Linked DNA regions of Homo sapiens: region 1 is linked to region 2. The links are chromatin loops, found by intact Hi-C in ENCODE. Cell type or tissue: chondrocyte. All regions are shown on one strand. Each heading gives the region's core, and the rest is flanking DNA. Links, peaks and the distances in the headings are about the cores only.

Evidence for each region. Peaks named below come from ENCODE experiments on the same cell type or tissue, not always from the same donor. Only the 100,000 strongest peaks of a DNase experiment are listed, where the experiment ranks them.
Region 1: a loop joins it to region 2, with 4 times the contacts of the local background. A loop is called at or near these places in 4 of 110 quality-filtered maps.

What each region holds. Positions count from the first base shown.
Region 1 is chr15:60,672,363-60,678,315 of GRCh38, forward strand. The region is part of intron 2 of RORA (RAR related orphan receptor A); the gene reads right to left. Among named protein-coding and RNA genes, the nearest start is that of RORA-AS2, 6.2 kb to the right of the region's middle. In chondrocyte, for the core only: no CTCF peak of the experiment used is centred there; no DNase peak of the experiment used is centred there.
Region 2 is chr15:60,617,242-60,623,194 of GRCh38, forward strand. All of the region lies in intron 2 of RORA (RAR related orphan receptor A), which reads right to left. The region is part of intron 5 of RORA-AS1 (RORA antisense RNA 1); the gene reads left to right. Among named protein-coding and RNA genes, the nearest start is that of RORA-AS2, 61 kb to the right of the region's middle. RefSeq lists an enhancer at 3,060-3,560. In chondrocyte, for the core only: no CTCF peak of the experiment used is centred there; a DNase peak (open chromatin) is centred at 3,591.

The DNA.
Region 1 (5,953 bases), core at 1,129-3,628, 54 kb after region 2:
TTGCCTTTACATCCTGGCTCCACCACATACTAGCTAGTTGTAGGACCCTGGACCTCGGTTTTCATCTGTAAAGTGGGGATAGTAGCAACACCTACCTCACAAAGTTGCAGTAAAGATAAATAAATGAACACTTAGAAAGTGCTTAGAGAAGTGCCTAGCACTCAGTGCCCCACAAGTATTAGTTAATGTTGATACTGGAGATAACGGTGTGGCTCTTATGTGTGCACAAGGGGGCAATCTACTCTGTTTTGACTCCAGGCTTTGCCCAGCTGGGTGAGCTAACGAGGTTTTTCACTTCTCTAAGCTACTTGTCTCTCATGTACATTTTCTTATTTAAAATGCGGGTGCAAGCAGTACAAAGCTCCTAAAGCTGATGAGCAGATTAAATGAAATAATGCACGTAAAGCATTAAACACAATGCTTCGAATATTCAGATTGCTTGGTAGGTGGTGTTCCTGCTATTGCTGCTGCTGCTACTACAAGTAATGGTACTACTGCTATTACTTCTGCCATTATTACTGTCAATATGAAACTAAGCATATTGCAAACTTATGTCATAGACATCTAGCGCTTTTTAAAAAATCAATCTAATCATGTCTAACTAAGCATTTATCAAGTATGTAATAAGTCTATCAAGTCCACACCAATCCCTCGTAGGCTAGGCATGTTTGTTTTCTCCCTGGTAGTGATTATGGATTTTAAAGAGCCAATCACCATCTCAACACACCCTTTGGAACGTATGTTATGAAGTGGGAATACAAATACTTTTTGTCCAAATGCAATTCATGAACCTCAAGTCTACTAACTGGGCAAACTTGAATCAACTGGATGTTGGGATGGAAATGCTCAGGTAACTATTCAGTTTTTCTATGGAGTTCACAGGTCCTCGCCATGAACTGTGGGCTTTAAGACTATGCAAATCTTCTACTTTGGAAGAACTGACTGGCAGGGCCAAGTGCAATCCATTTATTTTTAATATGATGAGACAGAGAAATCCTGTTAAGCTTAGGAGGGCTTGGCTGTAGCTGAGCAGGCTGACTCTAAACAAGGCAAACGCTTCCAGACAGTACAGAGGGATTTTTACTTTCTCAGACTGGCTGATTTGAAGAAACTAAATAGATGTTACTCTGTAAGAATGGGTGGAGATGAGCAGCGGGGATAGGTTTTAGCACCCAGGGTTAAATTTTTGCCTTTTGCTTTATTGCTATTTTATGCTTGGATCACAATATGAGAATCCTCGATGTTTTCTCTAGTTTTCTTTTCCTCTCCCATACTTCCAGCTTAGTTTGTTTTCCAGTTATGAGCGACTTATGGAACTGGTACACCTGGCATTTGTGTTTTCAGATTGTTTTATGTGATTATGCACTTCTATCCCACCCTATCCCCTATCTTGTCTCCCTCTAGTCTTTACTTACAACTAGTCTGTAAACGCCTGGAAGGTAAAAAGCCTATCAGCGCAGAGTAGGTCCTCAATGAATAGTTGTCCCTTAATTAGCCCTTAAGAGGCCAGCACCTGTATTTTAGTCATGACCCACTGCCAACAAGCTTGCTGTCTGAGATAGCTGGTAGCCTTGGTAAGCTAAGCAATGAATCTTCCAGTTACTTTGTGAGTACTAGGTTATCCCTTTTCCTGACTATTTGTCAATGGGCAGACAGGATCTGGATGAAGGCCTACTAAAAGAACTTCAGCGTGGCTTCTTCTCACATCTGTCCTAATGGAACACCCTGCCAGCAACAGAAATTATAACTGCCGTGAGTCACTGTGAGTCACATGGGTTGCCACGGAAACCTACTAACTATATCACCAAAGCACCTTCCATTAGCTTTGCCAAGAATGGTTCCTGAGTTTTCCTGGACTGTGAAAACAATGTGGGTGAGCCCCAAGTTTGGGGTTGCTAAGAGTCTACAATAAAAAAGTATGGCCTCAAGGATAGGAAAAAAAATGAGAAAATAAGGTTATTCTAGTTTTTGGATCTCCTGAGTAAATGGCAACAATTGTGACAACTTGTTGGGTTCATTTTGTGATATCAATGAATGCCTATGGAGAGGAGGTTGAGGCCTCAAAACTAATTTTCTCTAAGTCAAATTCAAAGCCAAGTCTCTGGGGTGAAAAGTGAATACATTAACCTATTCCATTTTAAATGATTGCAATAAACACTTTTTAAAATGGATGCAAAAGATTAGTTCTCAAAGAAATATTTTGATTTGTGCTAAAATATTTTACTATTGAGAACTAAATCTTTTTATAAATAACACAGTGCTTTAATTTTATATTGTAGGTATTAGCCTGCTACAATCAAACATTTGAAAATGTACTAGATTACCTTTTAATGGCTATTCACGTTAACTGAAAATATTTCCGAAGATTCAGAGGCGTATCTTGTTTGGGTTTTTATTGGGGAAAATTAACAACTCAAGTTGGGAGTAAACTGACACATTTTCCTGACTGCTTCCACTGAGTAACCTGCACCTTTCAGAAGCCTGTATCTGTCCCTCAGTGTGGGAGAAAGCAGGCAGGGCAGGCTAGGACAAGAGGTACAAGGACTGTAAACAAGGATGAGAACAGAAGGAAGCAGCAATGGTCTGATGCCTCTGGAAACGGTTCAGGGGCCTACCAGATATCTTTTGGGTCTGTGTTGTGGTGGCTGTCTGATATATGTCCTCTGAGGTTAGGACTCCATGATGCTAAACTTTCCAGTAGCTGGAAAGAGCTAGGATGATTTGTTGCATCTTTTCACCTCCATATTTATCCTCTTGTAACGTTGTAGCAAATGCAGAACTATCCAAGAAGAATTAGACTAAGAATTCAGGAGTGAATGACTCGTTGTCCTTGGCAAATAATAAAAACCAACACAGCAGCTGATTCCGAAAATGATACTTATCTGCATGGTGGCTATTTCAGCAGGAAAGAGACCAGAACAAACTTGTGAAACACCAAAGCAAAGCAATCTTGAAGGGGTCCAACCAAATACATGTGCTATATAATCCCCAGGAAAATTAAATTGCAATTCCACACCACAGTGTAAAATTGATCTAATATTAAAAACTCTCTTTTATGTTTGCACACCAAAAACCAACAGCAACATTTCCTATCAACAATTGAAGAACATCACAAATATAAGAATTCCTTGAACAATTTGGGCACGAGAAACACTAGAAATTCCAAAGCTTGTCTTCTCCCACTGGCCAACTAAACAGAAAACAAACACTTAAGGTACCCTTCTCAGAAGCTTAGGAGAAACTGAGTTCTCCAAAGACTATGTCCATGGGCTCCTCTGAAGCTTAACAGTCAAATTTCCCTTCATGGGAATTTCTGCCTCAAGTCACCCAAAACATTTATTTTTTTTAAAAGAAACAATACCTGTGCTTTCCAGATAACAAGGTGGACTAAAATACTATCTGGTGTCACAACTATTCAGGCTCATTTTGCAGTATGTGCACCTCTGTCTTGTGTACCTGTGAGCTGACACTCTGGTCTGATAATATATTCTGCAGCTGTACATATTAATTTGTAAGTTGAACAATCTCTCCGTGAGGGCAGTTAGGAAACCAAGATTGAAATTGCTAATGTCGGGTGACTTCAGCTGTCGATGATTATGTAGTCAAGTCTTGACTAAGGTTTCCAGAACCCTGGCTAAAAATGGAAGTTTTGAGACGGTACAAAAATGAATTCATACACTTCACTGATAGTGAAACTTTTTGAAGAACAGATGTCAAGATGATTTAAGAGGAGCTGGAATTTAACATCTTAAAAAAAAACGTATAGGCAAGTTAGGACAGTTCAGTTTTCAAGAAAAATCCAACAAATGCTAAAGAAGAAGTAATTTGGGTGACTGTTATTAGAGAAAAAACTGACTGATTGTCTTTCTCCTCACAAGCTGTGGGCCCTGTGGAGATGCTAAGATCAGAAATACGATGGGCTGTCTGCTGAGCTGGGTGACAAAAACAATCTCCATGTTCAAGTGGCATGGAGGACTTCCACTAACATGTAACTTGGACAATTCAATTTCTCCTTGGCATATGTAAAGTTTTGTGTCAACTGTGTTTTCAGGTGCTATTCTTTCCAATTTTGTCATTCGGCCATTTTTTATTCTGGGCCCTCTCCCCCAATCATGAAAGTAAACATCAACCAAAACAATATCATTTCTGATCCAAATCTTTCTGTCCATTATATAAAAGGAGCTTTAAGTCTTTCTACATTGACTTCAAGCTTAATGCCTAAGAATTTTCTTGCTGATTTTCACAGTTAGAAAGGCACTCAAAGTCCACCCTGTGTGGCTATATCTTGATTTTGCATTAAAGCCAGTATAGCTGATGAAATTCTTTAAGCCTTTGTGGAAAGACCCACCTGGTTCAAGTGTCTGTTTTTAGAACACCAATTTTTCCTCTCTAGCCACCACTCTCATGCTGTCATCTAAGTCCCTCCATGAATTTAAACTCAACCACAGGTTATTGTTTCTGCAATAGCCCAAGAAAATTATTCTCAGGGATGACAGTTCCTCGAATGTCTCTCTTTATATGGACTGTCTGTATACTAGGTAACATCTAGATTTCTGTCTATGTTATCTTATTAGTTGGGATGTACTCTTCATGTCCAGTGGAGCTGAAGTAGTGGTTTTGTTCACTTATCTAAGAGCCAAGTCATAATGCAAACAGTCAGTAGCTTTCTGTACATTGCCAGGTGGCCAGGAGTCCATACCCCAAACCACCATAAACAGTAGGCACAATCATCAGCCCCTGTTGGGGAGAGGCCCAGGACTGAGCTAGCAGAAAGACTGAATTACTTACCACCTCTAGAGTGGGTCCCTCCGGGCCAGGGACGAGCTCATGGGCAAGGCTGTGCAAGGAAGCGCTCTGTACCATGCCTGCCCTGCGGATATACAGAGGACTTCAGTCTCCTGCACTGTCAATCTCTCAGTCATCATGAGCTCAATTATGCACCGACAACAGCAAGAACAAGAACAACAACAACGACAAAACAACCCCCAAAAAGCTAAGGGTCACAGACTACCCTGATGGAGGGACAGCCAACTGGAACTGTGCATTGAGAGATGGAGGTGCCATCCGGATCATGTGTCTAGTACGGGCCTGACCTTTTCATTGTTCCTCAAGCAAACATTCCATTGAAGGCCATGAGAGAGCCACGTGGAGAGACTGCAGGACAGGGCCCTCAGAGTCAGGCAACTTCTCATCCAATTTGACGTTTTTTGGTTTTTTCTTTTTTTTTTTTTTCATTTTTGTTTTCTACAAATACAGATAGACAGACAGACAAACCCAAGAGCAGATTTCAAGAATCAACTGAGGCACAAGATAAACTACTTTGATGTAATACAGATGTTTTCCCCCAAACGTTTCACATGAAATAAAAAAATTTAAAGTGTAATTAGGAAAAATTGGGGGATACATCCTTGTTGTCCCTGTATTGTGCCATAAATATCTCCACTGCTTGCCTTAGAAGAATGCCCAAACATATCTCATAGGTAGCACGTATCCGTGGTCTAAAATAGTCATCAAATTCTAATGACACCATTAATTCAAAGCCTAAATAATATGCTGGTCAATTACAGTGAAAGTTGACTGCCTGCATCAATGATGTCTTGTTTCATCCTGAGGTTCAAGGCACAGTCAAACATCATTGCTCAGATTGCAAATCACAACACCTTACATTGACGTGAGTTTGTAACTTATGGTGTAGTTCAAATGAAGGCAATTGATGAAAGCAGTTGAACCTGAGAAGTGGGATGAATACAGAGCATAAATCCAGCACACGTTTCCACATCAAACTACCGATGCCATTTATCAGGGCCCTCGCAGGCCATGCCCGTGGTCGAGCGACAGCGCCTCTATTCCCAGTCAGCATCTCTGCTCCACAGACATGAGTACGAAACGGCCTAATTTGTGAACTAGTGGTGAGGAAAAGGAGACCAAAGCTTAAAAGAAATCAAGGTGATGT
Region 2 (5,953 bases), core at 2,163-4,662:
CATATTTGTTGAATCAATCAATCACTCATACAAGGGAGAGCACCCAGCCCCAGTCTTCATTAAGTGCTTGTCCACTAATTGAGGCAAAGAAATCATACCTGGTCCATTGAAATTTGGGGGCCCTATTTTTACCACAGAAACACAGGAGCAAAGGGTGAACTCTGTACTGAGTTTTGAAGGCAGCAAGGTCTGAGGAAGCAACTGCGCAAAAGGCAGAACGTGACAGTGAGAATTCCTCTTGGAGAACATCCTATCCATAGACTCCCCCGGAGGGACTGCCTGCAGAACTGTCATTGGCCAATTTCAATGCGTGTTACAGATTCATAGCACAGTGGATGATGAGCTATATTAATCAGGAAGGAAGGAAGAAAGAGTAAAGAAAAAATACACACACACACGCACATACACACATACAGACAGAGAGAGAGAGAGAGAGAGAGAGAGAGAGAGAAAGAGGGAGAGAGAGAGAAACCTAAAACTGTGAGCTTCTTCTCAGCCTGGTCTTCATTAAGAACTTCAAACCTGGCGATGGGCAGATTTGCCCTGTGGTGGGAAGGAGGCCTCAGTTCATCCAGTTCTTGATAACAGTTGCTAAGCCCAAGTTTGGGCAGGACTGTTCCAGAGGCTGGGCCTGGCTATGTCAGGGTGTTGCTGTGGGTATGGGGGAAAAATAGAGAGGCAGCTAGGGATAAGAGGTGCTCAAGAAGTCTGCTGTACTCTTGGCAAGCCAAACTCTGGTTCTTAAAACTAAGAAGTCATAGAGAAGTGAATGGGGCTTGTAACCGAGGGCAATTTTTAATTATCAGTTAGGAATAGACTACTACAGGCCACAGATAAGGTGTTAAACAGATGTTCTTTTAATAGTTATCCATATCTTTCTTTTCTTGGCCAGTAACACTTAGCTTGGCTGGTTTTCTTCTCCTGTGTTGCTGGAGGTGGGGCAGAGGTGACTGGGGACTCTAAGAATCTGACAGTAACACCATCCTCAGAAACAGTGATGGAGTAATGCTTGGGTACCAGCATTCAAGACTCAATCAACTTTGGCCAAGGCCAAGGGCAACCTCTGCTACATTGCTCTCTGCTCTGACCCCTGCCTACCCACACAGCCCCTACAGATACATGTAGCAGGTGGTGACACAGATCCCATACACGCACATCTTGAAGCCCGTCCTTTGTGTTCAGTATTGCACCCCAGGCACCTGGCACACAGCAGTGCCCCAAAAATGTGTCAAATGTTGGATGACTGGATTAAAATATTAGGAGGCAGGATACCTACTTTATGTTATAGTTGCCCCTACCAAATTTCAACTCACTATAAAATATGTGAACACAACTTAAAAAAAAAGTATTTATTCTCCAGGAGCTTTATAAGAGGCAGGATACATAGGTAACATGTTCTTTATACTTTGATGACAAAAAGAAAAATGAATGTATTTTCTCATTTCAGGATAGGAGAAAGTCATCCTTCTTTTGAGTTTTACCTCTTAAAGATAATCCCCTTCTCACTCTCCAAATGTCACTTTCCAACATTTCTATGTTATGGGAATAGGTGATTTCTTTGTAACTTTTCCTGCCTTGCCATTTCTCCAAATCTTGCTAATCTGCTGGGTTTGAAGCTCATGCATTTGTTTTTCCCATCTGCCTTAACACCTCCTTGCTGACACATGCCCAAAGGTGCTCAGCATAAAAAGGGAGTGGTCTTCACAAACATAAACTAGGTGTTCCCTGTTCAAATGCAAACTTGACAGGTATTCTCACAGGGAATACTGGCACCTTTCCCTCAACAGCTGTACAAAAGGTTAAAACTTGTTCCTGGCAAACACAGTTACACTAATGCATCCTACATGGATTGTCCCTTCTTGTGCTTCACTAAGCTCTAATTGCAATCATGTTGGACATCAACTGCTTACTGTAATGTTTCATAATGTAAAGTGCACTCCAGGATTCAGTGGTGCTTTCTTCGAGTTAAAGCATGATCGTGGTAACGAAATGACTACAAAAATTGACACACATTCTTCAATGGATCATCTTTCTTTGGAGACAAAGACAAGTTGTGACTCCTCCTATTATTGAGGATTGAATTTAGTTTTATGCACTGTCAGCAGCCACCTCAGCTGCATTTGAACAATTTGGGGACAAACTATCTTGGGGCTACAAATATGGCAACCCATAGTCACAGATGATGTATCATGATGATGCCTTTTACGTCAGTTCATAATCATCAGGGCTGAGGAAATTTTGTTTTGCTTTGTTTCCTAAAATCTTTTAAAATTTTATTGCATAAGAATATCATAACATATAAGTCAACTGAGAAATTTAGTAGTAATCCTGTAACACTAAACACATTAGCTGCTTCCCTCCTTCCCCTCATCTCATAGCATTGAAATCTGTCTGCATACAAGCGGGAGTTCTGCCTACAAGTTGGTCCCCACATTTTCTGTATTGCCACTTTATCATAATGAGTCATAATGTATTATCACACAAGGATCATCCATCTTGACCACTTCACTGTGGCTCAGGAGCTGTGAGGTCCACCAAACCACTCAAGATTTCAGGGCTTTATGCTTTTAAGATCCAGAACCACAGGCATTGTTTGAGGCACTTTCTGCAGAAGGTGTACCGCATCTTTGCCTGCTTTTGCAGGCCTCAATGGACAGACAGCCGTAGTTCACTAGGCTGATTCTCTCTGTTCATTTATTCAGGTTTCCAAGAGCTCCATCCACCTTCTCTGACGTCTTCCCCAGTCATTCCTGCCCCTAAGATTCTTCCTGTCCCTTCAACTCCTGAAGGTCCCACGGTCAGCATCTCTCACTATCTCCTTTTGTAGCTAAAGTATAGATGCTTCGTTACCCTAACCAAACTCTGTTGCTTTAGAGTGAGGAATCTACTTTAGACTTCTTTGGAGTCCCAGGATATCTGGTGCACAGTAAGTATTAATGCATATTTACAGATGGATCTGAATAATATTTTTGAGATAACCATCAAATGGAAAGTAAGTGAAAATAACATAGAAAATGTGAAAGGGAAAAAGACCTCATGGTATTAGCTCAAATAAGGACAGGGACCACATCTCATCCCTTAAGTGACTTAATCTCTCTGTGCTTCAGTTTCCACATCCAAAAAATTGAAATCATAATAGAACCTACTTCATAGGCCGTCATGAGGATCAAATGAGTTCTTATGTGTTAAGTGGTTAGAACAGTGTCTGGCATGCAGCAAATGGTACGTATTTTTAAATGAAAATAAAAATTAAGTAACATGGTAATGTCCAAATCTAGGGTAGTACCTGCCACAGAGTAGCTGCTCAATAAAGGCTGAACTCAATTACTGTCTGTTTTGTGACACTTGCACCAGCATGGACCTGGGAGGGAGCAGCAGCTGGGACCAAGGGGCTGGCTGGTGACAGTATCTTCCAGGAGAAGTGTTTGGGAAAGCAGTAAGCTCCACACTCCAGTTCAAAGGCTCTGGAAGTTACCAGGTTCTGCCACAAACTCGTTTGGCTGGAGTGCTCCCAGGTCTGGGATGTGTGGCTTTTCGGGTTAGTCCAAGGCACAGTTGCCGGGCACCCTGGCGCTGATGGCTGCTGGGGAGAGGGGGACAGCCCGGAGCTCCGCCTCCCACTAGCAGCTCAGAGCCGGCACGGAAAGTTACTGCATGTGAACGTGGCAGGAATGATGGAAAGCCCAGGGCTGCCAAGTGCTGCAATCCCGGGCTGCGTTTCTTATGCTCACAGGCACCAGCTCTTCAGGGAGTCTAGTCTATACACGCTTCCTGCGCATAACTGTATTCTTTCAGCAGTTACTATGCTTTGGCGTAGAGGGAGGAGACAAAAGTTTGAGGGAGTGGCAGTGAGGCATGAGCCAAGATCCCATACACAATGTCTTCCTTGCCCTAAGATGTTCCTAAGAAGAACTTATAATTTCACCCACTGTATTGTGTATCTCTGAACTTTCATCGAATATATATATATATATTTTTTAAGAAAATACCTCTTTATCAAGTTCAGCCCACCAGAGGCTTCCATTTGTCTATTTGCCCATCCATTTTTTAACAAACATCTCCTAAGCATCAATTATCTGTCAGCTACCCAACTAGGCCCTGGAAACCCAGAGAAGCTCATAGTCCACTGCGGAGCCAGAGAGTAAATTGTTGCTATATAACATGAAGGGCTATAACCGGGGCACACACAGAGAGCTACCTGGCAGAGAATTATTTCTGCCAGGTGGGGACAGCAGCCTGCACAGGCTTGCAGGGGTGCCTTGTTAGAGCTGGGCTTTGAAGAATGACTCCAGTGGGGAGGTCACCAGGTGAACAAGTGGCCTAATTAGGCTATGATGTACATTTATCATCTTTGTCCCACACCTGCTTTTTAAGCGAGGCTTTAAAAATACAAAAACAGATTGTGGGTTGGGGAACAGTATTGTATCAATGTTACATTCCCTGATTATGATCATTGTACTGTGGTCATGGAAGAGAAAGACTATGTTCCTAGGAAATCTACACTGAAAAAGAGTAAAGGGTGGGGGCCGGGCGCAGTAACTCACACCTGTAATCCCAGCACTTTGGGAGGGCGAGGCAAGCAGATCACCTGAGGTCAGGAGTTCGAGACCAGCCTGGCCAATACGGTGAAAACTCATCTCTACTAAAAATACAAAAATTAGCCGGGCGTGGTGGCAGGCACCTGTAATCCCAGCTACTCAGGAGGCTGAGGCAGGAGAATTGCTTGAATCCGGGAGGCGGAGGTCGTGGTGAGCCAAGGTTGCACCGTTGCACTCCAGCCTGGGCAACAGGAGTGAAACTGTGACTCAAAAAAAAGGAAAGCGGAATGTTCCCTCCATGTAGTACCCATAGTATGTGTATACTCCCTCTATAATAGTATATATAACAGTATTTATACATGGGGATGAGAATGATAAGCAAGTAGAGCACAAGGTTAATAATTAGTGAATCTGGATAAAGGGTGGGTGGGAGTTAGTTATGCTACACTTGCAACTTTTCTATAAGTTTGAAATTATACTAACACAAAATGTTAACAAAAATGTATAAAATACAAAAGATACTAAATCAGCTTCTAAAATACCAAGATGCAGGCTGGGCGTGATGGCTAACACCTGTAATCCCAGCACTTTGGGAGGCTGAGGTGGGCAGATTGCTTGAGCTCGGGAATTTGAGACCAGCCTGGGGAACATGTGAAACCCCGTCTTTACTAAAAATACAAAAATTAGCTGGGCATGGTGATGTGTGCCTGTAGTCCCAGCTACTCAGGAGGCTGAGATAGGAGAACCACCTGAGCCTGGGAGGTGGAGGTTGCAGTGAGGCGGAGGTTTCAGGGAGACAAGACTGCATCACTGCACTCCAGCCTGGGTGATGAGCCAGACCCGGTCTCAAACAAACAGAAAGAAATACAATACCAAGATACCAATGCCTTTTATTACCATCATTCTGAAAAGGATCAGCAATTTTAAAACATAATTTTAAAACAATTATTTTTTGAGGTGCAGTCTCGCTGTGTCACCCAGGCTGGGGTGCAGTGGCAAAATCTTGGCTCACGGCCACCTCCACCTCCTGGGCTCAGGTGATTCTTCCATCTCAGCCACCTGAGTAGCTGGGAGTACAGGCATGCACCACCACACCTGGCTAATTTTTGTATTTTTAGTAGAGATGGGGTTTCACCATATTGGCCAGGCTGGTCTCGAACTCCTGACCTCAGGTGATCCACCCGCCTCAGTCTCCCAAAGTGCTGGGATTACAGGCATGAGCCACTATGCCCGGCCATGTCATAATCTTTGATTGCAAGGTTGCAGCTACCCAGTGAGACCCTGGAAACCCTGAGGAATGCCGTGTCTTCCCTGTGTCTTGCCTCACTTATTCACTCCCTTCTTTTTTTCCCTGAAACCTTGAAATTTACAGTGTAAAAGAGCCAGGATAGCAGTGAAGCCCACCACAGGTGTGC